Regions from separate parts of the Mus musculus genome. Here all the other regions are linked to region 7. The links are chromatin loops, found by intact Hi-C in ENCODE. Cell type or tissue: left cerebral cortex. All regions are shown on one strand.

The links. Peaks named below come from ENCODE experiments on the same cell type or tissue, not always from the same donor. Only the 100,000 strongest peaks of a DNase experiment are listed, where the experiment ranks them.
Region 1: it touches region 7 in a loop (2.3-fold over the local background); 2 of 42 quality-filtered maps call a loop at or near these places.
Region 2: it touches region 7 in a loop (4-fold over the local background); 27 of 42 quality-filtered maps call a loop at or near these places.
Region 3: it touches region 7 in a loop (6-fold over the local background); 29 of 42 quality-filtered maps call a loop at or near these places.
Region 4: a loop joins it to region 7, with 4 times the contacts of the local background. A loop is called at or near these places in 2 of 42 quality-filtered maps.
Region 5: a loop joins it to region 7, with 7 times the contacts of the local background. A loop is called at or near these places in 3 of 42 quality-filtered maps.
Region 6: a loop joins it to region 7, with 2.4 times the contacts of the local background. A loop is called at or near these places in 2 of 42 quality-filtered maps.

Annotation. Positions count from the first base shown.
Region 1 is chr15:80,356,756-80,360,755 of GRCm38, reverse strand. Cacna1i (calcium channel, voltage-dependent, alpha 1I subunit) reads right to left here. Exons shown (of 37, transcript NM_001044308.2): 9 at 1,657-1,969. Among named protein-coding and RNA genes, the nearest start is that of Gm41363, 42 kb to the left of the region's middle. In left cerebral cortex, no CTCF peak of the experiment used is centred here; a DNase peak (open chromatin) is centred at 1,698.
Region 2 is chr15:80,704,449-80,708,448 of GRCm38, reverse strand. No RefSeq gene overlaps it. Among named protein-coding and RNA genes, the nearest start is that of Tnrc6b, 4.9 kb to the left of the region's middle. In left cerebral cortex, CTCF peaks have their summits at 1,957, 2,164 (motif pointing left) and 3,921 (motif pointing right); DNase peaks (open chromatin) are centred at 1,642, 2,180, 2,395, 3,961 and 1 more place; H3K4me3 peaks cover 689 bases; H3K27ac peaks cover 1,411 bases.
Region 3 is chr15:80,692,851-80,696,850 of GRCm38, reverse strand. All of the region lies in intron 4 of Fam83f (family with sequence similarity 83, member F), which reads right to left. A430088P11Rik (RIKEN cDNA A430088P11 gene) reads left to right here. Exons shown (of 3, transcript NR_045310.1): 2 at 1-207; 3 at 1,915-4,000. Among named protein-coding and RNA genes, the nearest start is that of A430088P11Rik, 2.8 kb to the left of the region's middle. In left cerebral cortex, a CTCF peak has its summit at 2,134 (motif pointing right); DNase peaks (open chromatin) are centred at 2,124 and 2,566; H3K4me3 peaks cover 295 bases; H3K27ac peaks cover 433 bases.
Region 4 is chr15:80,528,145-80,532,144 of GRCm38, reverse strand. The region is part of intron 2 of Enthd1 (ENTH domain containing 1); the gene reads left to right. Among named protein-coding and RNA genes, the nearest start is that of Enthd1, 30 kb to the left of the region's middle. In left cerebral cortex, no CTCF peak of the experiment used is centred here; a DNase peak (open chromatin) is centred at 1,684; H3K27ac peaks cover 457 bases.
Region 5 is chr15:80,499,395-80,503,394 of GRCm38, reverse strand. The region is part of intron 4 of Enthd1 (ENTH domain containing 1); the gene reads left to right. Among named protein-coding and RNA genes, the nearest start is that of Gm23220, 43 kb to the right of the region's middle. In left cerebral cortex, a CTCF peak has its summit at 2,273; DNase peaks (open chromatin) are centred at 2,106 and 2,774; H3K27ac peaks cover 545 bases.
Region 6 is chr15:80,518,463-80,522,462 of GRCm38, reverse strand. The region is part of intron 2 of Enthd1 (ENTH domain containing 1); the gene reads left to right. Among named protein-coding and RNA genes, the nearest start is that of Enthd1, 40 kb to the left of the region's middle. In left cerebral cortex, no CTCF peak of the experiment used is centred here; DNase peaks (open chromatin) are centred at 300, 640, 2,352 and 3,612; H3K27ac peaks cover 444 bases.
Region 7 is chr15:80,632,844-80,636,843 of GRCm38, reverse strand. Grap2 (GRB2-related adaptor protein 2) reads right to left here. Exons shown (of 8, transcript NM_001289442.1): 3 at 2,417-2,508. Among named protein-coding and RNA genes, the nearest start is that of Mir6957, 11 kb to the left of the region's middle. In left cerebral cortex, a CTCF peak has its summit at 2,089; a DNase peak (open chromatin) is centred at 2,270; H3K27ac peaks cover 1,332 bases.

The DNA of each region.
Region 1 (4,000 bases), 280 kb after region 7:
CCTTCCTTCTCAGACTGCATTAACACTCGACCCAGGAAAAGAGATGGGATGGAGGCCTGAGAAGTCGGTGGACTAAAAAGTATAAAATTTCCCTTCACAGCATTCCAAGAAGCTGTCCCTATGTCCACATCCTTAGGAAGGGAAGAACTAGCCTTGCCCAGACCCCAGCTCTCCTCTTCACTGCTAGGCCAAGCCCACAGGCCGCCTGGAACCACATCTAGATGACTAGTGGACAACTAACAACAGTGGACAACTGTCTGATCTTTGCTGGTCTCTCTGATTGACAGGTTATGACAGCTAGGAGCATGGAGTCCACTAGCCAGGGCCTCAGACAACAACTGTCAATCACAGGCACAAACTAATAGAATCCTTGAGCCCTGCCCTGGAAGGGGGAGACAGGAGGCCCCACCAGGGTGATCAAGGGGAACAGGACATGCCATGTTCCACAGCTGCTTTGAGGAACAGTCCTGGGGCCTGATAACTTCTCTATAGTAGCGAGGAGAAAGCAGAGCTCCTGGGAGCTCTGGGTTGTCTCCTCTTAGGGTTTTGTGCATTTGCAGCTAGAGACAAACACTCTGGAGAAAAGGCCACCTCTGACATTCCATATGACCGAGTCTTACACAGACACACTGGACCACTTAAGTGACTCTCTCATCTCCTTGGGCCTTGGTTTCCCATCTGAAAACTGGAGACATGATTTCTAGTCTGCCTCTTTCTCAGGGCTATTTCTTGAAAGAAGCAGGCTAAGGAATCTCTCTCTCTCTCTCTCTCTCTCTCTCTCTCTTCTCTCTCCTCTCCTCTCCTCTCCCCTCTCCCTCCCTCCCTCTCTCCCTCTCTCCCTCTCTCCCTCTCTCCCTCTCTCCCTCTCTCCCTCTCTCCCTCTCTCCCTCTCTCCCTCTCTCCTTCTCTTCCTCCCTCCTTGCAACAGGGTCTCATGGAGCACACACTAGTCTTAAACTCACTATATAGCTAAGGATACCCTTGAACTTCTGATCCTCCTACTCTATGTCCCAAGCCCCAGGATTACCACCATGCTGGTACTTGAACTAGAGTTTTCAAGCATGCTCTGCAAGCACACTAGCAACTGCACTATAGACCCATCCCAGAGAGCATCCTTTCTAAGCTAAACACTAAACTTACATAAACAACCTAGCACCACTCAAACAGGAGGCAGGAGCAGAGTATGTAGACAAGGGTCCCAATGTGACATGGTATATACTGTCCCATGTGCCAGGGACCTGATGTCACTACTCAGGTGTGCTGGTAAGCAGGGACAGCCATGGGAGCCAGAGTGAAAGATGACATGTGTACCCACAAAGAGGGAGGCTAGTCTTGCAAAGCTCTGAAATAATCGCTTGCCTTTTAAGTATAGGTTCGAGGGAATGGTGCCCTGGTTTGCCTGCAAAACTTGGAAGAATTTCTCCGGGGAGAGAATGAGCCCACACAGGCTGGACAGAGATGGTGGCAAGAAGTGAGTGAAGCAGATGAGTTCCAATGGGCCATGAAGGAAGCAGTATGGCCTGAAGTGAACCCTTGGGATCCCACCTCTGACTGATATGGACAGTTCCTGTTCTAGCAGGCATGACCCACTTGCACTATTGCCATTCTGAGACCCCCACGTCATGGCACATGAGCTGCAGAGTCAAGGCCACTTACTGCAGTGGCTGGGCTCCTTGGCATGGGGCCCAGGCTTGGCAGGGGCTGGTGTCCCGGGGCCCGTGGCCTGGCGCCGGTTCTGCAGGGCCTGGTAGAGGCCTAGAGCACGGCGCTTGGCCTTGCGAAGGATGTGACAGACATATTGGAAGATCTCCTCATAGCAGTCGCCGGGCTCGGCGTAACTGGCCACCGTGCTGGAGGACAGGTAGCGCTGGCGTTGCTCCAGCATCAGCCGGTGCTCCCGTTGCTTGGTCTCAGAGAACTGGGTCGCTATGACAACGAGGCACAGGTTGATCATGAAGAAGGAGCCCACCTGTAACCAACAGGAGGAAAGGACAGGAACAGGGACAGTGGGGACAGATAAGGAGACAGAGGGGTAGAACCAGCAAGAGGGGGGTGGCATGGGAGAAGGGGACAAAGAGATGGAGAAAGAGTTAGCAAGAGCAGGAGACAGAGAGGGAAGCCAGAGAAAGACAGGAGAAATGGGAGGAGGGGAAGGGGAGGGGACAGATCAGCGATGCAGAGGAGAGGGAAGAAGATGGAGCAGAAAGAAAGACAGCAAGACAGAGGACAACCAGGGTACAGAGAGTCAAAGACATAAAGAGGATGGAGGAGGAAGGAGAAAGGATGTGGGGAGGAGAGGAGAAAAGAAGAGAAAGGAGAAGGAAAGGGGAGTGGGAAAGACAGAGAAAGACCAGAATAGTCATAGTCAGGGGCAGGAATAGACAGACAGAGGTACAGGGAAGATGGAGGGGCCCAGAGAGACAGAAACACGGACACAGATACACAGGTGGGACAGGAAAAGATGACTGAGTCCTTGCAGAGGAAGCCACAGCCTAGGTGACTTCCCAGGTCAGACTGGGACTGTATCCAAGCCCAGGCCCCATCAGAACCAAGACCCAACTATACTAACCCATGTAGGACAGAGATACTGAAGCCAAGAGGATAGCCACAATCCCTCCAGTCACAAAGGTCCTACGTCCTACTCACCAGCCTGGACTTGGGCCGTGTGCTTAGAAGGGGAGGTGGAGCCAGGTCCCTCCCCTCTGTTTCCCATCTAACTAGCCCAGTACCAGTCACCTCCCCTGGTCCTCACTAACCCTGAAAGAGCTCCTCTGGCCTGGCAGGAAAGATGTGACCTCCAGCCTTCTGGGATATCACCGACAGGTACATACAGATGGCTGCCCACTTCCCATTACATACAACTGAAGAGCTAAAGAGGTACAGGGCTTCATGGCCCAGAGGACTCTGGGAAATAGACTGCTTCTTAGACAAAAAGCATTTCCATAGCATTTCCCAGAAAACTGTTCTTCCCTGGGCTGGTTAAGGATGCAAAAAACAGAAAGATTAGACCCTGCGCTCTGAAGGCTCATCCCTGTAAGGCTCCTATCTAGCCTTCGTTCAACAGTGGTTGCCCTGGGTGACCCAGACAGGTCTCAACCTCTCTGGATCTCTGTTCCCCATCTGTAAATTGGGAGGCTGTAGTAAAATGGGCCCCAGACTTTTCTAACCAGAGACTGGAAGCTGTGTGTAAAGACTGAAAACCCTCCAGCAGCCCCCTGATGGCATCCTCTGTCTTGAGACAGGGGCACTTGGGCACCAAGTGTCCCCAGCAACATCAGAGCACATTTACTGAACACTTACTAAAGAACAAGGGTATGCAGGCTCCTGGCCAGCCCTCCTCATCACCTAGGAACTAATCGCTGCCAGTGATCCATCTCATGGAATCTGAGGAGCCTGCCTCAAGTCCTACTTAATGACTTCCTGTGGGAGAGGACTGAGCCTTCTGTCTTCCTGTAGGAAGTCACCCACACACCTGTCCTCCCCCAAAGGGCCCCTCCAGCCCCTACAGCTTCTCTCTATCATGACACCTAAGCTTCTGTGTGTCACTGTGACCTCTCAGCTCTTCTTTCCCAGAGACTGGATCCCTGCTCTGCCACAAGAACTCAATCCATCTTGTCTGGATGTTCTGTTGAAACTAACTTAATGAAGAGCCTGGGAATCTGGACCCTTCTCTCTTTCATCTGGTTTCTCCTGAGTCTGAGGTCCTAGGCTTCCCCGGGAAATTGCTGGAGCTGTATCCCAGCAGGTATGGCGCAGGTCAGCAGCCACTCAAGCTTGCCTTCGCCCACCACCAGGAAGCTAGAGAACCCAGCCTTTGTGTTGGGGACTGAACACAGCTCTGCCAGAAGCCTGACCTCTGTGGACTGTGCTGAGGCAGAAAGCCACCGGTATGCAGGACAAGGTGGACATTGGAAAGCACAGACAGGAAGTGCTGGCCTATAGAGGCAGAGAGATCCCTGCCTCTATCACCTGGTCACACGCACAGCTGCAGAAAAGCCAG
Region 2 (4,000 bases), 72 kb before region 7:
TAAGAGCACTGACTGCTCTTCTGAAGGTCCTGAGTTCAAATCCCAGCAATCACATCGTGGCTCACAACCATCTGTAATGGGATCTGACGCCCTCTTCTGGTGCATCTGAAGACAGCCTCAGTGTATTTATTTATTTATGGAGTGAGCAGGGACTGAGTGAATGGGGCCAACCGGAGCAAGCAGAGGTCCTAAAAATTCAATTCCCAACAACCACATAAAGGCTCACAACCATCTGTACAGCTACAGTGTACTCATATACATAAAATAAATCTTAAAAAAAAAAAAGGACATCAACCTGTAATCCTAGCATCCAGAAGGGGGTGGGTAGAGTTCAGAGCCAGCCTAGGATATATAGTAAGACTTGGGTCTAAGAAAAAAGAAATCTAAAAAGTAGTACTGAGTAAATGGAACATTTGTTCAAGTCAACACTACAGAATGTTTTAAAGTAGGAAATAAACATTTCCCACAATGCTATCCTATAGCCTCCCGCTCACAGAGGAGTGTGCCTTCCTGCAGACTTTCAGGAATAGAAAAACACAGGTTTCATCCTCCAGCAAACAGTGGAATGTGATGGATGCAGTCTTGTCTGGGAGCTGAGATCCCTCATTCCCGCAAACTACGGCCTTGGCCAGAATTTCTCCTCCTATCCTATACAGCTAGGAAGGAAGCCAACAAATCAATAACATATTTATGATGGGAGGCAAAGGTTTCAAATTCCTACTGGAGTCAACGTCAGGATTTATAGGCTTGCTAGGCCTGGTGGGACAGTAAAGCTAATGAATTGGTCCAAGGTGTTTTCTGAGCTCCCTCACTGTCATTGCCAGCGGCTTCCTAGCAAGCTTTGGTGATGGCAGAATCAACTGGAATCCAGAAAGGCAGTCCAGGCTAGCATATTCTCTTCATTTCCTCTCAGGATGCCACTTGGAGAAAATGCTCTTTAGTTTGCTCAAACCCACCCAGATTTGAAGGCAAAAAGAATCCTCAAGCCGCTGCACATTTGTACACTGGCCACGTGCACCGTGTTCTTGGAGCCCTGTACTATTCTGGGAGCTTTGTATATGGTGTTCTGTAAGTTGGCTTTCTGCTGGAGGAGAAGGCAGATTTAATGAGTGATAGCCGCCTTGGATGGCTACCAAAAGCTTCCCAGCCATTCCCCAGCAACAGACTTCCTTTATCTCCCTTGAGAGACTGTGCTTCGGTCTCTGCCCTTAGCCTGGACAAGAGCCAAACCAATAGGAAATTTTGCAAAGGATTCTGCAATGACCCATAGGCCTGGGGCAGTTCTAGCCAGCTGGATCGATTCCAGTTCTGACTTCTGCGGCACAAGCGAACACCCTCCATACTCTGGCCTTTCAATGCTCTGAGACTTTTGGCAAGATGTGTAAAAGAGTTTGTTAATTCTTAAAGCTCGTAGCAATGAGGTGATCCCCGTAAGGGATCCTAACCCAAAAGTCAAGGTGACAGCTGACAGCTGATGCTGGAGCATGGCTGTGTTGGTGACCAATAACCAGGAGCAATGGGGTAGGGGGGAACAAGCTGGAGGGTGTAGATGACAGAGGACATGCTCACAGGCTTTTATTACATGTGTGGTAGCATTTATTATGCAACAAAAGCCCTCGAGATAGACGCTGTGTCACTTCCAAATCACCTGTAGGTTTTTATGACTGCGTTTCCTGAAAAGCAACTCCGCTGAGCAGTGGACGTTTGACCCTTTTGGTGTGTTCGCCGCTTCTAAGACACAAAAGAGCAGTTCACACACACCCCTCCCCCACCCCACCCCCCCCATCCTGTCGTTGACACACGCTGTATGTTAGACACTGTACTGCGGGCTTTGCTTGGATTACAGCGGTCAATCTTTCCCACAATAGCAGTTCTCACTTTCCAGATAGAAAAATAGAGGTTAGCCAATTTGTTCCAGGTTACCACAGGGAGCAGCTGAAACTAGGCAGTCTGACTCAAAACGAGTGAGCTCTTGCTCATGAAGCTACGGTGACCAGAGAACTCGCGTGCCGCTGGAGAGATAAGTCCCTACTGGAACAGTTGACTGGACCCATCCACCCCCAACCCCCACCGCAGCCCTAACTCCCAGTCACCCTGTTGTTTCCCTACAAACTCAGGTGAAAAAGGCAGGCATCTTCCTGGCTAAGTTACGCCCCCTGGTGGCCTTTCCTTGCATTCCAACTGGGACCTGATTTTCTTCTTCAAAGATCCTTCCTTCCCTCCGGGCCCTCGTCCCAACTTCTTAGATAATAAATAGCCTGTGGCTCTCTCCACCTCGGTCACTGTACCCTCCTTCTCTAGCTCAGGATTTCATTAATTCGACTGAAGCCGGTTTCTCTAAGCTCTTCTCTAACCTGTTTTGTGGCCAAGATCCAAGAGACTTTCCCAGGCCCGTTTCCATGACTCCCCCACTACGTTTTACTCTGAGATTTCGCTCTTTCTTTGCTTCCCAAAATAGCCAGCCTCCCTCCTACCTCCACAACTGTTCATGAACTTCCCTTGCCATCTCTTTCTGTAGGCCCTTTCCAAGGACCTGCGTGTTCTTCAGGCTTTTCATGGGGAAGCGCTAGGTCCTTATCCTTCCTTCGCCTCTAAGGCCACTAGCCTCTTTGTGCAGGAATACATGTATTAAGTCCGATCTGTTACTCTTGACCCTAAGACAATGATACGACCTAACGTTTTTTAATTTTTAAATACAGGGTCTCAGCTGGGCAGTGGTGGCGCATGCCTTTAATCCCAGTACTTGGGAGGCAGGGACAGGCAGATTTCTGAGTTCGAGGCCAGCCTGGTCTACAGAGTGAGTTCCAGGACAGCCAGGGCTATACGGAGAAACCCTGTCTCAAGAAAACAAAAAACAAAAAACATGGTCTCATGTATCCCAAGATGCCCTTGATTCCTTTTGTAGCTACTAAGAATGACCTTGAACAACTTCTTCTTCTTCTTCTTCTTCTTCTTCTTCTTCTTCTTCTTCTTCTTCTTCTTCTTCTTCTTCTTTTTCAGTTTTTCGAGACAGGGTTTCTCTGTATAGCCCTGGCTGTCCTGGACTTCTGATCTTCTTGTCTACTGCCTGAGTACTGAGATTATGTGCGCGAGCCATCATGTCCAGTTTATGAAGTGCTAGGGGGGTCAAACCCAAGGCTCCATGCATGGCAGGCAAGCACTCCACCAAGCTTCATCTCTAGCTCAAATATAACATTTTAAAGCAAAGATTTCTGCCAGTCATGGTTGCCTACATAATTTATAAGGCTGGTATGGACGGAAAACTCAAGGATTCTTATTTTAAAATTATTAAGATTTCCAAGATGGGGTACTAGCAGAATATTAAATATGGACACAGCTTGAGTTTTTACATTTTTATTTAGAACTTTTTTTGTCTTAGTTACATATATGTATATGCAGGTGCATGTGCCTGCAGTGGCCGGACGAAGGGCTCCGAGCCCCTGGAGCTGTAGTTACGGTGGCTGGGAGTTGCCTGATGTGGGGGCTGGAAATCAACCTTGACTCTTCTGGAAGAGCAGCCACTGCCCCAGCCCTGAGATTTCACAGTTTTAAATGACTAAAAGAATCATAATACTAACACGTCTTGGGCATTCTCGACAAGTACGTGAGGACATCTCCAGTACCCATGAGTTTTATAGAAACTCAACTGTGAACACTTATTTATGTATGGTGTGTGGCTGCTTCAGTGTCACTCTGAGGTCAGGACAGGCACCACATGTCTCAAAAGCCTAAAACTTCTTTTTTTTTTTTTTAAATGTGGAACACATTTTCACTATGCAGACTGGCAACAATCCTCTCTGCTTCGGCCTCTCAAGTAATGGGATTAGAAGTGTGCACAGTCAGGTTTGGTCAAAGGTCAGAGTGCTTACTCCTCTGACCCTTTGCACACAGAGATGGATGCTGCAAGCTGGGAGCTGGCCACAAGGTGTCAGCCGTTCTCCACCAATGCCTCTATCCACGCAGGCTCCTCAGGACTCCTGGGGAAGGCTGGAGGCTCCTC
Region 3 (4,000 bases), 60 kb before region 7:
ACAAACCAACCAAACCAAAAAACTAAACCAACCCAAAAGAGGATCTTCATCCTGCAGCCTACGAAGAGATGAGGGGCATGCAAGCTGGCGAGCAGGAGGACTGGGAGTACCACAGCCTGGGGCACATGGATGACAGCCAGCTGGAAGGTGCCTCAGGAGAGGGGTGGTGGCAGCAACACGGAAAGTCACCACAGCACTGCGCTGACAGTAAGTCCCCTCTTTTTATAACTTTTAGGGCGTCACATTCTTTATCTGGAACATTCTTCCTCTGGTGTCCATGTGTCCATCTGAGGCTCTGCTCCAGTGTTCCTTAACCAGTGAGGCATACCCTGGACACCTGTATAGCAGTGACAACACTCCCTGCCTTCAACTGTCCCTAAGGTAATGGCACCACAAGTAAGGGCTTTAGTTCATTCCACTCCCTGCTCAATTTAGAACAGTGCCCCACAGAGCAAATGCTTCGAAACAAGTAGGCAATGGCTAGATATTTGGAGTTCAGACCAGTACAAGCAGCGCTGAGTGAAGCACGCTTACCTAGCACCTTACTGAAAGAGTAACCATGGCCCAAGCAGCCTCAGAGGAACTGGGAGGGCAGCACAGCTGAGCTGGAGGAACGATTCAGCAGCTAAAGACACTGTTGCTCGTTCAGAGGACCTGAGCTCCGTTCACAGCACCACATGGCGGGTCACAAACACCTGTAACTCCAGTTACAGGGGACACAGTGCCTCCTTTTGAACCATAAAGGCAGCGGGCATGCATACAGTGCACATATATACATGCAGACGAGATACTCATACACATAAAATGAAGTAAATTATACATGTGTGAACAGTACAGCTACCTCCTCTGGAGCAGAGTTAGCTTACCTCGGCCTCTCTGCTGGTCATAGGCCAGAATAATCAGACCTGACTACAGGTTCCACATGCCAGCTGAGGTCTGAGCCATGCTCCTCAGAAGCAACACTTGACTGATATTCCCAAGAATGAGGTCACAGACCCTCGGCCCTGGAAGCACTTTCCCACCAGTCCACCCTGATGAGGACTCAGATTTCCAGGAAGGACATCAAAGATGTCCTGCAGCTGCTTTGAGGAATCTAGGAGAGAGACTATGCTGCCCCTCCCTCACAGCCTGTCTGGGGACACAGGGATTGGCCCTACTGGAGTGCAAGGATCCCGTTCATGGGGTACCACCATCAGGGAAACACTTGGGAAACCACCTGAGTTCTGAGTGACAGAATTTCACACTATATCTCTTTAACACTTGAAAACCACTCTTCATTTCCAATTGATCCCCTAGGGGTTCCCTCCTAGGAGGGAACTCCCTCCTCAAACCTAGCAACTCCCAAAGATAGAGCTTGGCCTAAGTCTCCTGCATTGGTGTTGATCTGAAGACCCCCATGTGTAGGAGAGCTCTGGGGGAAACCAAGGTTCCTATTCAAAATGCAGATATCTACATTCAGTGCTTCATGCGCTGCTAATGAATCTGTTACCATGTGGTCTAACCAGGAAAAGGTCTTCTTCCACTGAAGCCCCGGAGCCAGCATAGTCTAAGCTAACAACAGCGAGAGTATTCATGCGTTGGAGACACTAGAATCCACTATTTTGCTACATGAATTTCTTTGATACTGGCATTCCCGTGCCTTGCTTCTGATTTAATTCACTGTTTAATGTTAAAGACTTGCAGTGGGGATTGGCTAAAAGATGAACTGGATCCTCACGGCAATAGCTGTGATAAAAGCTTTGGTTTCCAAAGCTTATTTATCAGTCAGCATCACCAGCATTCCACATTTGCTGAACGCCATCAGTCCCTTAGTTTTTACCTCTATGGAGAATGTCATCCAGAGAATGGTGGATTTATTTGGCTTAATCCTGTTTCATACTGTTTCCTTCTTTCTTTTTTTTTTTTTAACTGCAGATTTCTGAGCACAGCCCAGCAGTTCAGACTCTGTTCACAGGATTTCTAAACAAGGATGCCCCTGGCTGTGCCGTCCTGAGACTACGAAATCTCTGTCCCAGAGAGCCTGTATAGGTGCAGGTGGTGGCAAGTGGCCTGGAAGGCAGCAGCTAATAGCAGTGCAGGAGCAAGGCTTAGAGAAAAAGAAAAACTGCAAAGGACAACCAGCTTCAGCCACTAGAGGGGGCTCTGGGTCTTCAAACCGCCAGGCTGATTCCATTATGCACCCCCCGCCCCCCAGCCCCAAAGGAGGCAATTCTGTGAGATTCTCCCCAGGGCCACACCTGGGTTTGCAAAAATTTGCATGCTGTTTGACAACTATATACTTCTTATCAAGCAATTTTACAGGCTGTCAGCTCTCGGCTTTTCCTATCTCTCTCTTTCGCCCACCCTGTCATCCACCCACGTTCTCTGACAAGAGGGTGCAGAGACAGATAGGACAGTCAGCATCAACTCAAAGGGACCTCAGAAGCCCTCCCCAGCTTACCCCTCCTCCTCCAGAAGAGGAGACAGCCCGGGAGAGGGGAGGGCAGCGATTGTGCCACCACTGTCTGTTGTCGCTTGCATGCTCCCTGTGGGAAGGGGATTCCCTCCCTGGATGGATTCCTTCTCTGAGGAAGAAGCTGAAGTGGTTCCAATCCAACCCAGGCTCCAGCTCCCCCAGGGCTGGGCCCATGCTGTGCTGTGAGGTGTGTGTGTAGTCAGCTGCTCAGCTGCTGCCACCCTGAAGAAGGGAACTGGAGGTTCCGCAGCCTGGGGTTGGGGGGTAGAGAGGGGTTAGGAAGAGCCTTTGGGAGGAGAAACTCTGTGTCTCAACTCTGCCTTTGAGCAAGAATGAAGCAGGGGCCAGAGGTCTTTAGAGCGCTGGGACTTCAGGGACTTGATGAGGGTGGCAGTGTGTGTGTGTGTGTGTGTGTGTGTGTGTGTGTGTGTGTGTGTGTGTATGCGCACGCTACCTCTATGTTCTTCCCAAGGCTGAAGCTGGACACTTCAGACTTTCCTATGAGTGTCAGCCACTCTCACTCAGCCCTTCTGCTCAGAGCTCCCAAAGGCGCACAATGGGGTCTGCTTGTTGGCTCCAGAGCACCATGTACAAATGCTCGGAGATAGGAGGCAGTGGCAAACGCTAACTGCCCAAGTCATCTAAGCTGGGGAATCTGACAGGAGAGGCAGCAGGAAGGGACAGACAATGGGCTTTGGGTTTCTATGGAAACAGCACCTCAGGGTGAGGGGCAAGGGAAGAGAGCTTCCATCTCACTTCCAGTCAGGAGTTGGGAAACAGCCCCTTTGTGGTTGGCCTCACCCCCTCCTCTTTCTTGCCAGGTGTTCACCATGGCAACCCTCCTTCCAAATAAGAGGCACAGCACATCAGCATCTGGTGCTGGGGAGCTAGGGAAGCCCAAGGGGAATGGGAATGAGAGACCAAGCACTCCTCCTTGACAGGAAGAGGTCCAGGCCTGGCTTTGAGGCAGGCTTATAGTCATTTCCCATGTTCCCCCAGTTTCCACCTGCATCTTGCCTCAGTGGTCATGAGGGTGAAGCGAAGGAAAGTGCCCTTGCAGAACCTGGCCTGCCTTGCTGCTCAGGGAGCGCGGACCCACTAGAGGCAGGGGAAAAGGGAGAGGTGTCCTGGTGCTCATCCTGTGTCACATTCTGCTTTGTCTGGTGTCATCACCAGACTCCTGAAAGATGATAATGGAGACTGCTCCAGAGAGAAAAAAGACAGGGCTTCAAGGAGATCCCAGATCGATGGTTAGAAACGTTGTCACCACATCAACAATCTCTCCCAGAGGGCAAATCCACTTTTCAAATAGACATGGGGGAAAACAGTTCTACATATTACCACAGACACTGGGAGGCTGGGTCAGGGCATTGGTGGGACCAGGTAAAGGTGGGATATGTCTGGTTTGGTTAGATCCTGATGACAGCAAGGAACAAGGTGGCCAGAAAGAGCCCTAGACTCTGTTTATTTATAATAGAAAAGCTTGTCCTGTTTCCTTCCTTTACTGTGTTCCAGTGAAGGTGATCTGAAAACATGGAGGTAAGA
Region 4 (4,000 bases), 100 kb after region 7:
ACCAAGAAGAGCTCTGAATGGCTGTTTTTTTAAATCATGAACTTGAAGACATAGTGGCACACAACTGAAACCGCAGTACTAAAGGACCCAGTCAGGAGAACCGAGCTTGAAGCTAACCTGTGCCACACAGCTGGACCATGCCTCAAAGGAAAAATAAATTCTGAAGCTTTGTTATAATGAAATTTGTTTAGCAGCACACACATATAGAGAGAATGGCCTGCCATCTGCCAGGCACTACACTAGGTGTGATAAGCAAATCTAGTGTTTCTGCTGTCATGGAAGTGACATGGCGAGATGTACTTGCTCCACGACAACGGGGTCCAGGTGCGAGGCGGTGGGAAGTACTGCTGGAAGTGCAGGTTTGGATGCAGACGCTGCTGGAGGCCTGTTAACAGAACCTCGGTTGGGTTATTTTGTTTCATTTACTGCAGTCTGCACTAGATACATATGTGCTTATGCTTAGAAGGGAGCGACTAGTCTGAGGCAGTGTCTAGTCTGAGGCAGTGTCGCTGTAGTACCAGTCCACAGTCTCCATTTCTGTGAAGGAGTTGGATCACAAGCTGCACTTTAAAGGAAGAAATAAAGCAGATATTTTGGGACAAGAATAAGAAAAAGGAAATGAATTGGTCAGGGGCTTCCTTCCTGAGACAAGAGAAGTAACAAATGGTACACAGAGAAGGAGAGATGCGTGCCAAGTGGGTAGTCACCTGTCGGCAATAGGGGGAGCCACGGAAATCCCAGGGGCTTAAGTTCAGTAGGATAGGTGTTGGGGGACTATGATGCGGCTTCCTGTGGTGTTAGCAGCTTCAGGTCCTTTCTGGCTCATGGCTGTTCCGAACTCACACGGCATAGCTACCTGGGCACCAGCGTCACATGCATATTCTTGGTAATAGGAAGGAAGGAAGGAGTGCCTCATCCTGTCAAGTGGCATCTGACGGTCTCCCTTACATGTCATTATCACCCAGCCACATGGACACTGCTATTCTCAAGGGAGATGCGAAGCCATGTGTCAACTGTGCTTATCTAGAGAGACGGAGAGAATGAAAAGACAGTAAAATAATCCCTACCACAGTGGGGAAGGGTACAAGCAGAAGGCAGATTAGGCGTGTAAGAACTGCTTGTATACTAAGTGGAATAAAAACTAAATTTGAATATGCAGAAAAATGTGGGCAGATACTTGAAAGTTCTCTGAGCAATTAACAAAAGGCATAATAAATGGTGTTTGGAAATTTCAATTTGCTAGAACTTGCATCTAAGAAGCGGTTCAGGCCTTGAACAGGAGGGCTGTTTAGCTTAGTCGCAGAACTTCGCTTTCTTATTACAGAAAACAGCTGTTTGGGGGAGATAATTCTTACTGCTTTGTGTGGAAATGAAGGAGATGTGGGTTGTAGAGAGACTGCGAGGAACAATGGTTTCTGTCTGGGCACAGGGCCTGCTCTGGGTGGGACAGATGAGGGGACAGTCATGTTTGAAGACAGCACCACATCAAGGGAGGCAGCAGGCTAAGTGGATGTCACACTGGAGAAGGGAGGGAGAAACTGAAAATGACTTCCGCATCTGAGTTAGAGGAAAGAGGATGGTATCGTACAGGTACATTTGCATCAGTGGGAGTCTAAAGATGCGCCTGCCTTATTTAGTTACAGCGGGATGCGCTGCTGAGAGCATCACTAGAAAGCCTCGCGCTGCAACAGCTGCACTGACTGCTTCGAGGTAAATTAGCAAGGCAAAGGAACGCATGCGCAGAAGCAGCCTCCGTGCATCACCACTTACTGTTTTTTTGTTTTTTTTGTTTTTTCTTCTCTCTCCTCTTGGATGTTTCCCCTACGTTTTAATTCTTGTCGATTGCCTGGGTGGTTTTTATTTGGAAGATTTTGATTTTGAAGGAAGAAATGCACTGAAGGCTAATTGCTGCTTTGACAGCAAGCAGCAGGCTGGAGAGAGCAGCTCCAACCCAGCGCTGGCTCTGCGGGTCTCACAGGCCTTCCTCAGAGGGGCACCAGAGCCCTCCAGAAGCATTGCCTTCCCACCCCAGTTCCTCTGAGTTCCCTGGAAGGTGTTGTCTTTGTAGTATTTAAGGAGGAGTCCTCTGGGCAGTGGGAAACCTAAAGGCATTGTGTGTCTTGGAAGCATTCCTGTCAGAAAATACGTGGTGGTTGGTGAACCAGTTAGACTGCAGATCATCGTGCTGCCTCTATAGTCACAGCCAGCACCATGGATGCCACAGTCTCTACTGACAACCTTGACAGAGGCTCAGGCTTGGTTTTCTCTGCACACACACAACAGCTGAGAGGGCTCACACATACATTGGTTGCCACTGCAATGCTTATGCTTATGAGGCCTTCTGTTGAATGCTTATATTTTAAAAGTAAACAACAACAACAACAACAAAACCCACCCTATTATTCATGTCCCCTGCCTTCCCAAACCAACAGTCTTTACAAAGGGTATTGACTTCATCTGACTTTCTTTTTTTGTTTTGGAAAAGTTACTTTGTTCCTGTAAAATGATGCAGGCTTGCTGTAAAGATCTGGTCACTTCTAATCACCGTCCTAAGTAGTCAGAACTTGATGAACACAGCCCCAGGCCGACATACACACAGAGGTGTGACAACAAGAGCTGGGGACAGCTTGAGAGGAGTGTCCTTCCTTCTTTCCTTCCTTTCTTTCTTTCTTTCTTTCTTTCTTTCTTCCTTTCTTTCTTTCTTTCTTTTTTTCTTTCTTTCTTTTTTTCCTTCGTGGAGGAGAGGAGCAGGGGTCTTGATGTGTAGCCCAGGCTAACCTGGGCTCAATCCTCTTGTCTCAGCTTCTCAAGTTCTGAAATCACAGGTGCACACTAACTCAATCATATTATATGCTGATTTATGATAAAACATTTCAAATTTCTGCTTCTTGTAATAATTTGGGGCCCTTTCTGTGCATGACCATAAAGGATGTGCTGGGCATTAACTGTCCCCACAGAACTATGAGAGTCCCCAAGGACTTTCCCTTCCAAGAGCAGAATGTGTGAGCTGAAGTCAGTGGGACTGAAGCTGGTGCTGGTGGTGTGTTAGGGATGGACTCAGTATGGGTAGCACTGGCTAAGGAATGAGTTCTCCGTGCCTGAAGCATGAAGGAGAGTCTTGGACACCCTCTCAGGAATGTGAGAAGTGCCGAGTGCAGGCCCTGCAGGGGCTGACATGGGTCTGAGGTCCTCTGCAGAGGAGACCACCTCAGTTTACCAGTGAGTCCCTGGGAGGTTTCACCAGGTAAAGCCAAGAAGAGAGCTCACAGGCTGGACTCACCACAGCAGGGGAATATAAGCAGGGACACACACACACACACTCACCCCCCACACACATACTCACCCCCACACCCCACATACACACACACTGACCCCCCACATACACACACACTCACCCCACACACACATACTCACCCCCACACCATACACCCCCCCACATAAACATTTACCCCCCCACATACTCACCCCCACACCCCACATACACACACACTCACCCCCCCACATACACACACACTCACCCCACACACACATACTCACCCCCCCACACCCCATATACACACACACTCACCCCCCACACATACACACACACCCCCTGCACACATACACACACAAACATTAACCCCCATATACATACACACACACTCACCCCACACACACACTCACCCCCCCACAAACACTCACCCCCCCACATACACACTCACCTACACACACACACACATACACACACACTCACCCCACACACACATACACACACAAACATTCACATACCCCCACACACAGACACTCATTTCCCCCCACACACAAACACTCACCCCACACACACACAAACACTCACCCCCCACACACATACCAGTCCCTAAAAATGGTCAGATGCAGAACACTCAACATCTAAACATTTATATAAGTGAAGGATAGAACCACACATAGTCAGTTTTAAAGAAATTATAAAGACTAAATGGATGAATTAGTTAAAGAAGAACTTGAAAAAATTTTTAAAAAA
Region 5 (4,000 bases), 130 kb after region 7:
GGAGGGAGACAACCAACAGTGCTACCCAGCCATGTTACCTACGGACCGCATCAACAACCGGCATGGCACAGTGATACTAAGGGTGCAGCAGTGACCTGCATCCTGTGACAGGAACCAACAGTTTTCTCATTGGGTGTAAGGCCCTCTCATCAAGAAGGAAACTGTGCCTGGCTCTGGAAACCTAGCCAACTACTCAAGGGTACTGAGGTCATGGATCTTGGAGGAGAGCCTACAACTGTCATTTTAATAAAAGAGCATAGTCCTTATCTAAATTAGAAATATTTGCCTTCATATTTACAGATTAGTCCTCACCCTTCATCAAAGAAATGTCTCTTTGTCACATAGGGAAACCATTGCTGAACCACAGCCAATTGAAATGCAGAGTTGTAAAGCCCAGTCCTACTGATATATCTGCAACTCAACTCCTGCACCTTAGGCTCAGGAGTCATAACAGAAGAAGGATCAGCAAGACCGTACAAGCCAGAGAAGCAGGATGTTTGCTGAGAGATGATGCCTTCTAGTAGATCAGAAGATATTCTACACCCATGAAGTCGCACTAGCATGGCTGCCTAAACAAGATCTGAATGTAGACAATACCAAGAGGCATGCTAATGTGGAAAGGAGAGCACTCAGGGAGCCTCAGCCCTAGACAGAGAACCACAGGCAAGCAAGGAGTGCAGGGGAGTGGTCTTCCTCAGGGACGAGTCCCTAATTAGTTATTCAACGCCACGTGGTCAACCCTGGAAACATGCATACGAGTAACATTATACAGACTGATCGGGTTGTATGTATGTATTTAGAAGTAAGTGTGTGTGTGTGTGTGTGTGTGTGTGTGTGTGTGTGTGTACAATTAAAGAAAAGAGGCCATGCATTTGGAAGGGAACAAGGCAGGGGAAGTGGTACATGGCAGTGACTGGAGGGAGAAAGGGGAAGGCAGAAATATAATTATATTAAAATCATAAAATTAAATTATTTGATAGAAAAAAATGGTATGATGCATGTATTCTTATAATCATAGCTTTAGGGAAAGGAGACAGAGACAGGGACCCCTAAAGCTCATTGGCCGGCCAGTCCAGCCTGATGATGGTGCTTGCTGCCAAGCCTGACAGGCTGGGGTTTGCTCCTGGAGTCCACACATGGAAGAAGAGAGTGGTCTTGCACAAGTTGTCCTCTGAGCTCCACACACATGCCAGGGTGCTCAAGGGCATGTGTTGTTCTAAGTATTAAAAATCATATAAAAATATAAAAGTAAAGGTGGTGAGAGATTGAGGAAAGACACCAGATGTCAACCCCAGTCGTCCACACACAAGGGAATGAGCCCAACATGCGCACACTACACATATACACAACACTAAACACACACTCTAAGACTGGTTCCCCAAGCTCATAGGATGTCTTCACCCTGCTATATTTTCATGGCTTGAGTTACATCATCCATCTTGGTGTCTGTGAGAGGTTGCAGACAACAGCTTGGCCGGCCACTTCCTCTCAGAGTGCTTATAGCTTAGTCCACTTCACCCATTCTCCGGATGGCGTGGCCGAGGTGGGGCACTCGCATGCTCATATGTACTCGCCTGTGCGTGTGCATGAGGAGTCTGAGTCCTATACTCGCTAGATTCCTCTAGCTTTGCTATTTTTTTTTTAAATGAAATAAGGTCTCTCATTTAACTTGGAGCTTGTCATTGTGGTTAGTCTGGCTGGCCAGCGAGCCCCTGTGGTGACAGACATATGTGGTGACAGCAGGCTTTTATGTGGGTATGGGATCCGAACTCATGTCCTCAAGCTTACATGCCAAGCATTTCCCCACTGAAGCATCTCCTCAGCACCTCAGGGATGGATTGGTCAAGATTGAAGAATCTTGAAGTGAGTCTGGAACCTGCCCTGGCAGTGAGTTTAACGGTTCTTCCCGATTACCTCAGTTTGTGCAGTGACCACGACTAAACTAACACACCTTAGGGCTGTTCCCGTGGATGACGATGGCACTCTTACTATTACATAAACGATGGCAAAGTGACACTATTCCTCCCCGCTAGAACAAGGCAGGCTTTTATTTCTGTCTCTGTGATTTGATGCAGATTTCAAAACACATTTTTCTGCGTTTCTGTCCAGCTCTCTAACTTACCCTGTCAACAGATGGCTCTGATTTCCATGTTCTGATTTTGGCAACTTCAGCCCATGGCAAAAATAAAATAAGAAAGCTATTCTGGCCAGGCCTTCCGTTCTGCTCATTGTCCTGCCTTCCGTCCCAGTTATAGCTTTTCCTTATCACCTGGTGGTGGACCCTCAGCCTTACACCTCTGTATGTGGCAATCACCCTTCACTGCTGCATTGTGTTTCCCTGTAGATGCACTCTGTCATTGGCACTGTGTGTCACGTTTGTTGGTTGTTTTGTTTTGTTTTTAATTGCACGCAGGGCTTGTACGAACTCATATAACTTGTCCAAGACTGCTAGATGTCATGGACAAGAAATTCCCAAGCCAGTTATTTGTAAGTTAGATATGGGCTCCTTGAAAACGCCTAACCATGCCAGATTGTTTTCTAAAGACCTAGTCTCTATAAGTTTCCCCCCAGCCCTGATCTTGTCACATTTGAAAAGCTGCTGAGGTAACGGGTGAGATGGTCTCCTGCTTGTTCTACACTGTTTTTTTTTTTTTTTTTTGAATGGAGCCGAGTGTGTTTGCAAGTGTGGAAACCTTCCACACGCTGACTCACCGGGGCTTCCCTGTGTGAAGCATCTGCATGTATCTCTTGGCCACTTTTCTGCTTGCTTGTTTGTGTGTTTCCTAATTGGTCTGTAGGAGTCTGTGTCCGGGTGGGCGGCTGAGCCCGCCATCTCCTGTGTGGTTGCAGCTCCCTGTGCTCTTTACGCTGCAGATGGAGGCCTTGCAGAACACTAGCTCAGAGTTTTAATGAGGCGGAGTGTTAGTCTGTATGATCCCGGCATTTGTGTCTTCTCTGATTTGGGACATTTCTTCCTTGTCCTGAGAGCATGCGCGTAACACTATATGGGCCCAAGTTTTAAAACTAGTTTGCTTTTCACAAATAAAACAATACACAGTTGATGGTGGTGTGTAATTGAATTAGGCATCCAGTTTTTCTCCATAGAAATCATTAATTGAAAAGTCTGTCCGTTCCCCCAGTGACCTGCAGGGCCACCCGTTTTCTAAAGCATGGTTCACATGCATACAGTGTGCTCCTGGGCTCTATTTGGAGCCATCAGGTATGTGAAGTCAGCTGTACAGCAAACAGTTTCCATTACACTATGTTTATAACCGCTCTTGGTGGGCTTTCCTTCAGCAGCAGGGACTGTCCACCCCTCCACTCTCCTGCACCAAAGTTTGGCAAGTTCCTTAAAAATCCCACTGGAGTTTTGATGGGCACAGAATTGAATCTTTAAGTCAATTTAGAAGAAATGACGTCTTTATAATAGCAATGCATCTCATTGCCTTAATCCTTACCTTCTGTATTTATACTTTTCACAGACAGGTGTCTTGTGATCTTGGCTAGATTTGGTCCCTTGTGCTTAATGTGCATGTACTTTCAGTGCAAGATGGTACACTTATGAAATTTCAACTTAAGGTCTAAAACTTCACTTCAGATTTGGAATTTCGGTCTTTTCTGGGATAGCAATCTGCCACGTATTTGGCCGTGGTACTGGCTGGAGGCTGAGAGCCGAGTCCTCAGTCAGCCCTGTGGTCTTATGGGGCTCTCTCTCCAAGGTGCTCTGCAGGGTTCTAAGAGGGCAGCTGAGCTCGGCATATTCCTGCACTGTCAGTTTGCTCTGTGGTCAGTTGACAACAGCTTGATCAGGTCTGCCTCATGGGGCTTGGCTCGAGTCTTGAGACATACCTTTGTTTTCATGGCTACTCCAAGAAGCTTCATTTGATACATTTCATTTTCTGTTTGTTGATGGTGCAGATGAGTGGAATTATTATTTTTTGTATATTGATTATACCCTTAAACTCTTAGCAGTTTCCCTGATTTATGGATAGATCCTTCT
Region 6 (4,000 bases), 110 kb after region 7:
CATTACATCTGAGACAGCTCTGTTTCTCCACTAGGGTAGAGTTTGGGCTCATTTCTTACTGTATTTCGTTCTTTACAGAGCTGGGATTTGGGCCCACAGGGCAGGGAAGAAAGCCTTGCACTTTAGATAATCTGTCCACCTCAGTGTGAAAGTGCGTGTTCCTCCATTCAGTGTGGCAGCACCTTCAGGCATCACACTTGCCTCTCCAGGACAGACCTGGAAAAGAAGAGCTCTGCCCGTCAGTTTCTAGGCTCCAAGCATGGCTGTGCCGAGAGGCTCCCGGCAGCACACCTGCCCACACAGATCCTGAGGAAGAAAGGCATTCTGGGCCTTGTTTCTTTTCTTGACCATCAGCTATTTTATTTTCTTTCTTTTAACTGTTAGTTATTTTTAGTTGTGCTTGCTTCTATATAAGGTTTCTGTTACTTTTAAAAACTAGTTTTGTCTTTAAAATATCTCATTGTTGGGTGTTGAGTTATGAAAACCGTTGCATGTGGTGTGTGTGCCTGTGTGTGCCTCTCTCTCTCCTCTCTCTCCGTCCCTCCCCCCCCCCGCCCCCCCGTGTGTTCCCACGTGCTTCCTGAGGACTGAGCTTCTCACGTGTCAGGCCAGCACAAGACTCAGATCACATGTGTTTATGGACAAAGGCTGAAATAAAGTTGCTGTAACCCTCTTTCTAAAGTTCTGCTGGGATGATGGTGGCCCCTCCTTCTTATCACCTACCCACTTCATTTAGTTTTTAAAAAAATCTTCCTAAATGTGCTTCCTTCTTTCTTCTTCTCACCTTTAAAAATTGCCTTTCCCTAGCAAACCCTAAAATTCACCTTCAAAGGGAAAGAGATTGTATTTGTATCCCCTGTCTCTGCTGAGAAGAAATAGTCAAAGAGCAAACGAGAGGTGTGTCTGGGGCACAGCCTCCAGAACTTGCCCTACAAGGTCGTGGTGCTCCATTCCCTCAGCTGCTAGAAGGTTGGTGACTGAGCCATCAGCACCCCACCCCCACCCTTCTCTGAGAACTCCTTATAGCAGAAGAGAGCCTCTTTGCCTAGGGTCATGGTCCCTCCTGAGGGTGTGTGCACCCACTGACTAGCTGTGAGGGGGGTCAAGCTTGACAGCTTCCAGAAGGAGCCCCCCAGTCTTCTCTTGTTCAAGTCCAGTCCTGCCCCCCTGAGTCCCCACAGATATTGTTCCTCAGAGCTCCTCCTGGTGAACCCCCACATGGACAAGTGCCTTAGACACTGTATTCTGGGGGAACTCAAAGTAGCTTTCCCTCCAGATTGAAACTAGCAGACAGTAATATCAGGTGAGTGTGAATGAAAGAGAAAAAAGAGACAACAGATGCCAGGAATGTCTGATGGCTGCCGAGTTCAAGTGGTAAACACAGGAACACCTTGGTACTCTTGAGTGATTTCTGCAAGTTTAAGATTATGATAAAAGTGTCTCAGCTCCAAACTTTGTCTCTGTAACTCCTTCCATGGGTGTTTTGTTCCCAATTCTAAGAAGGGGCAAAGTGTCCACACTTTGGTCTTCATTCTTCAGTTTCATGTGTTTTGCAAATTGTATCTTATATCTCGGGTATACTAAGTTTCTGGGCTAATATCCACTTATCAGTGAGTACATATCATTTGAGTTCTTTTGTGATTGTGTTACCTCACTCAGGATGATGCCCTCCAGGTCCAACCATTTGCCTAGGAATTTCATAAATTCATTCCTTTTAATAGCTGAGTAGTACTCCATTGTGTAAATGTACCACATTTTTTGTATCCATTCCTCTGTTGAGGGGACCCTGATATAGCTGTCTCTTATGAGACTAGGCCGGGGCCTAGCAAACACATAAGTGGATCCTCACAGTCAGCTATTGGATGGATCACAGGACCCCCCAATGGAGGAGCTAGAGAAAGTATCCAAGGAGCTAAAGAGATCTGCAACCCTGTAGGTGCAACAACATTATGAACTAACCAGTACCCCAGAGCTCTTGACTCTAGCTGCATATGTATCAAAAGATGACCTAGTCGGCCATCACTGGAAAGAGAGGCCCATTGGACATGCAAACTTTATATGCCCCAGTACAGGGGAACGCCAGGGCCAAAAAGTGGGAATGGGTGGGTAGGGGAGTGGGGGGAGGGTATGGGGGACTTTTGGGCTAGCATTGGAAATGTAATTGAGGAAAATACATAATAAAAAATTAAATAAAAAAGATTATGATGAAAGTGAAAGTTTTTTTTTTTTTTTTAAGAGTAGAACAGAGATCAGTTGCTTGAAGCTACTCAAGTGTGCCAATGCTCCAAGAAGAGGAAATTGAGCAGAGCGTGGCGGCTCATTTGCAATCCTTATATGCAAGAGGCTGAGGCAGAAGGTTTGCTGTGAGTTTGAAGCCAGCTTGGGCCACACAGTGAGAGAAACTGGAGTCAAGATTCCAAATGTGTGAGTCTGCAAAATTACAAAGAAGACTCCATCGGCGTGAAGCTGCTTTTCAATCTCCTGCTTCTTCAGTGGTCCACTGAATCCAGTCCTTCCATTCTCTTCTGTCCGCTCCCTTTCTCTCTTCCTTTTTGTTTTTTGTTTTTTGTTTTTTTTTTCAAGACAGGGTTTCTCTGTGTAGTCCTGGCTGTCCTGGAACTCACTCTGTAGACCAGGCTGGCCTCAAACTCAGAAATCCACCTGCCTCTGCCTCCCAAGTGCTGGGATTAAAGGCGTGCGCCACCACTGCCCAGCTTCTCTCTTCCTTTCTTATGTTCATGTGTGAACCTATATGCGTGAAGATGAGTGTATGTAGAAGCCATAGGTCAATTTTGGATAATTTTCTCAATTACTGTCTACCTTACTTTTTGAGATGTGGTTTCTCACTGAGCATAGACTGCAGTGGTTCAGTGAGGTTAGGTGACCAGGGAGCTGCAGGGACCTTCCCATTTCTCCCCTCCCTAACTCTGGGATTTCTAAGTGCACAAGCTGCACCTGGCTTTTATGTGGGCCATGGCCATCCCAACTCAGGTCCTCGTGTTTACACAGCAAGTCCTTTACCAACTGAGCCATCTCTCTATCACCTGGGTGTTTTCTGAAAACTTAAAACAAAACAAGAAACAACCTAGCCTCAATTGTGTTGCCCAGGAAGGCCTCCGAGCTGGACCTGAGCGCTCCTCCTGCCCCAGCCTCCCTAAACTACAGTATATTCCACCATCCTGGTTCTGACGAGTACTTCAAAGTAATCGATACACCTTTGCTGACATCACCACCGAGAGGACCCTGCTGATCTACGGTGACAGCTGGGGGAGCAGTGGGGTGGTTTGGATGTGTGCGTTTACAGGGCATCTCAATGCCAGAGCCACAGTTGCGCTGATAGTGTCTTGTAGTCAGAGCTCGGTATCTCATCTAAGAGCTATCACGGGGCCCATCAGTTCTGCTTCGAGGTATTATCTGGGCTCTGCAGGCTCAGTGGGATCTCCATCTCTCCAGATAGTCTCTAGGGAGTTCCACAGCTGCAGTGCTGAGCAACTCAGCAACCAGTGAGTCCCTGGCATCACTTCCTGTCCCCTCTCCACACTTTCCTCAGAGGCTCCTTAGTCACAGCCCCATCCTCCATGGCTCATGGTTCCACAGCCTTAGTTGCTGGATTGTGATGGTGCCAGAGGGGCTTCATTTCTTCTGAGGAACCAAATGTGTGCACTCACCTCTTCCTTAACTTGTGGGAGTCTAGAGCACATGTTGCTTAGTCATGAAGTCTGATGAGGCACACTCACACTCACTTCCAGTATTGTGCGATCTGATATCGAGGGAGGAAGACCACGAATGTCTGTGGGCTTTCTGCAGCTTGACTGCCGTTCTTCATGCCCACAGGTAGCCTCGTAGTATTTTAACCAGCGTGCTGCCTCATTTTAACTTGATCTGGCCTAGAATCACCTAGGAAGAGTCTCGGTGAGGAATTTTCTAGATCAGGGTGGCCAATGGGCCTGTCTGTGAAGGACTGTCTGTCTTCATTGTTAATTGAGGTGGGCAGACCCAC
Region 7 (4,000 bases):
GAAAAGCTACGTTCTCTAACTAGATTAGAGTATGGAATCTTTGTTTTTTTTTTTAAGACTTCCAAAATTTTCCGTACATTTTGTGTCAGACACAGGAGGCCAGGGTTTCAATCTTCCTTATTATTCTAAAGCTTATTTTTCACTTTATTTGATGTGATTTATTTATACTTTTGTTTGTATTAGTTAATTAATTACTTTGAAATAGGATATCTCTATACAACCCTGGATATCCTGGAACTCCCTCCCTATATAGACCAGGCTGGCTTCGAACTCACAGAGATCTGGCTGCCTCTGCTTCCCAAGCACCTGGAATCAATGGTGTGCACCACCACACCCAACCTATTACTTTTGTTTTGAGGGGACAGGGTCTCATGTAGCCCTGGCTGACTTTAAGCTTGTTATATGTTAGAGGCTGGCTTTGAACTTCTGACTCCACTTCCTATAACTGTACGTGCTGGGATAACCTTTTTCCCCAACCTTGGCCAGGTCTGATGGCTTTTATTGATCATCTTTGAACACCTGGGACCATTTTCTTGGTGCTAGGAAAATAGTGGTGAGCAGAGCGGACAAGTGACTTCACTCTCAGCAAACTGACATTCTAGGTGGCCCGGGAGATGCACAATAACAACAGAATAATCAAAAATGGCGTGCCAGGGGATTATGAGCCGGGGGAGAAAATGGAAACAGGGTGGACAGGATGCTGGGGATGGAAAGTCATTTAAAATGGCCACAGGAGATGGCTTTGAAAGCATGACAACCTGAACTGTCACAATCCCCAGCACCCACACAAAAGCCTGCCATAGGGACGGGTGCCTGTAACCAGGACTGGGGAGACTAACACAGGCAGAGCCCCAAGGTTCACTGGCTGGCAAGTAATAGACCAGACAGAGACCCTGTCACGAGAGGTGAATGATAGCCTATAGGTGACACATGAAGGTATCCTCTGGCCTCCACATTTGCTATACTCATGTAACACCAACCACTGGGGAAAATAAAATGGTAATAAGAAAGGTTTACTGGAGAAGGGTGTGGGGGATGGCAGGGTGAAGGAGGACCTAGCAAAGGAGCCTGAGGAGAAGCCAGGGCGCTGGAGGCCCCAAGGGGAGGAGGCGGAAGAAGAGGCTTTTGGAGGTCACAGAGTTTGTTCTAGTGGGAAGAATGTCCCATCCTGCCGAGATGGTGGCTGAGAAAGTAAGGGTGCAGTCTTTAGCTGGCCCGGACCTCGTTGATGGGAGTCTGGGGGTTCCTCGGAGGATAGGCGCATGCGCAGGGTTGATAATAGCGTAATAGGGAAAGCCAACACTTTTGAGGGAATGGAAAGAAAACTGGAAGGAGCTGGGAGCAACAGTGGTTTGTTTTGTTTTTCATTTGTGTCTTTGGCCGGGGAGGTGGTGACTACAGCGAGCCTGTCAGCTGAGTACAGAGAGTAGATGGGGAGCGGTGTGTGGGGGGTGGGGGTGGGTGGGGGGGTGGGCGTCGACTGCTGTAGGCACCCGCAGCTGAATCTGAATGTGGCTGCCAGAAGTGATGGGCCAGTGAGAGTGGGCATGAGGGTGGGGAGGGGACCAAGGCGCTTCTCTTCCTGTGAGTTCCCTCACCCGCCATACACATGGGAGGAAGGCGACAGAACTGAGAGGTAGGTGGGAGACTGACTGGCCTCAAGTGGCCCCTTAGCAGATGACAGAAGCGCTAAGGACCCATGGGGGGAAGGCGGTCAGTGGTCAACCTGTTGGCTAAGTGGTCTCTTCTGGGTCACAGAAGGTGACTGCCTGAGTCACCAATAGTACTATGATTTTCTTACAAAGCCTATGCTCTTTGGGCTCGACCCTGGCTCTGAGACAAGATTAGATTTCTATCTAACCCTTGTGGTCAATTCTTGAGACAAACACAGCCCAATCTGTGTTTCACTTCCTCTTTCTGGAGGGAATCTCCCCTGCCCACCCCCCCCCCCCCCAGACACGGGTGAGCAAGCTGATAGAGTTTGGGATTCCTGCTTAGGGTGGAAAGCCATATTAGGCAGTCAAGAACTTTGCAGGAATGGCTTTTGACAAGTGATGTCCAACAGCGCCCCCTTTGGGATTCTTAGAGATCCTGCAACTGCATTCGTTATAGGTGATTTTAACAAGCTTCCTCCTCCCTGCCCCTCTCTCTATGTGTACATATATACATATATATAATTAAATAGGCGATTCATGCACATGGTGTAAACTTCAAAAGGGAATGTGATGCCATGCAAATAAACCTTCCTCCCACTCTGGCCTTCCGCTGCGGGGTTCTGGAGGCTGGGGAGGGAGATCTCCAAAGGCAGCCATTTCTGACAGTTCCTTGGGTATGCATAGATAATTTTAGTGACAACTGAAAAAAGTAAGGGGAGCGTGTGTGGGTAGAGCCATCTTGGCAGGCTGGGAATACTTACTCAGGAAACTCGATATCTATAAAATTCTTAGGCACATATCCTTCTTGGCTTCCGAGCTCCGCCTTGAGCCACTCCTCCTGGTTGCTTAGTATCTAGATGGAAAAGAACAAAGGATTCTGAAGAGAGGACCCCAAGCAGCAGGAAGGGGCTGCAGAGTCTAAGGGATTGGATGGGACATCAGCTCCAGGGCTTAGTGGGGAAGGAGGGAACACCACCGCTTACTTCTCTAGAATCTGGCTCCTCTTTACACCATTATTTCTCTCCACTTATGCTGCCACTCATGTCACCCACCAGAGCTCAGACCTGGCGCTCAGAGACTGCCCTGCATCTCTTCTTACAAGTTTAGTTCTTCACATGTCTGTATGTGTGTGTGTGCTTGCCCCTGTGTGTGTGCACAAGTGCTCAGAGCGCATCTAAGGAGGCCGGAGGGCAACTTCTGGTAGTCCTCTCTTTCTGCTTTGTGGCTCCCAGGGATCAAAGTTACCCACTGAGCTGTCTTATCAGCCACCAATGCATTAATTCATTTGTTAATTTTTTTTTTTTTGAGAGAAGTCCATGTGTAGCCCAAGCTGGCCTGGAACTATGAAGGATGGCTTTGAACTCTTGATCTTCCTGCTTCTACCTTCCAAGTATTAGGGTTATAGAAGTATAAAAATCATGTCTGACCAAAAATTTATTTTTTAAACAAGAAGATTAAAACTTAAATGTCTAAGGGAGACCAGCTTTCTAAACTGTCAACGCTTCATATTTCATATTCCCATTTTGAATTTTGAAAATGGTGGGAATGGGATTCCGGATATTTGGGATGACAGTTCGGGTATGGTGTCTCATGGCTGTCATCTCAACACTCAGGAAGGTGAGGCAGGAGGATTTCTGTCAGTTGGAGGCAAGCCCGAGCTACATAGCAGTGAGCTCCAGGGCAATAGAGTGAGAACTTGAGAGGGAGGGGGGCTCTCTACAGAGACACTTGCCAGGTCCTTTATAAACTTAGCACCAGATCATAGACAAAACGAAGAATTCTTCTGTCTTCTTACTATAGGGCCCTCCTTGACGGATACCCACATGTGGTTGCCTGCCTTGGCTACTCACTTACTCAGGAGACATGGCTGTACGTATCTTCATTGATTTCAGAAAAAAAAAACGAGACGACCTTGAAAATATTTGCCATCTCCACTCAGAAAGCTTCTAAAGTATGTGGGCTTAGACTAGAACAGTGACTCTACCCAAGGGTGGCAGCATTAGAGACTGGGAAACCTTTGATGGTACCACCAAACCTCTGGAGTCACTTTCCAACAGCCCCCTCCCCCTCTCCTCCCCTTCCCTTCCCTCCCACCCCCACTTTTCGGTTCCTCTCCCCCTCTGGTTTCTGGGCTTGGAGGAAATATTAACTCTTTGCTTCTCTTTCTTGTAGCTGAAAATGTTTTCATGGGTGGAGATGCTAGGGCAGAAGGAAGAGCAGAGAGCAGATGGGAAAGATAGCCTGGAGACCTCCCTAGGCAACGAATGCTAATTGGGCCAATTGTGATGACCCAAGAACAGGGTCTGAGGTACATTCTTGGAGTTTGGTGTCTTCACTCTAGCTAG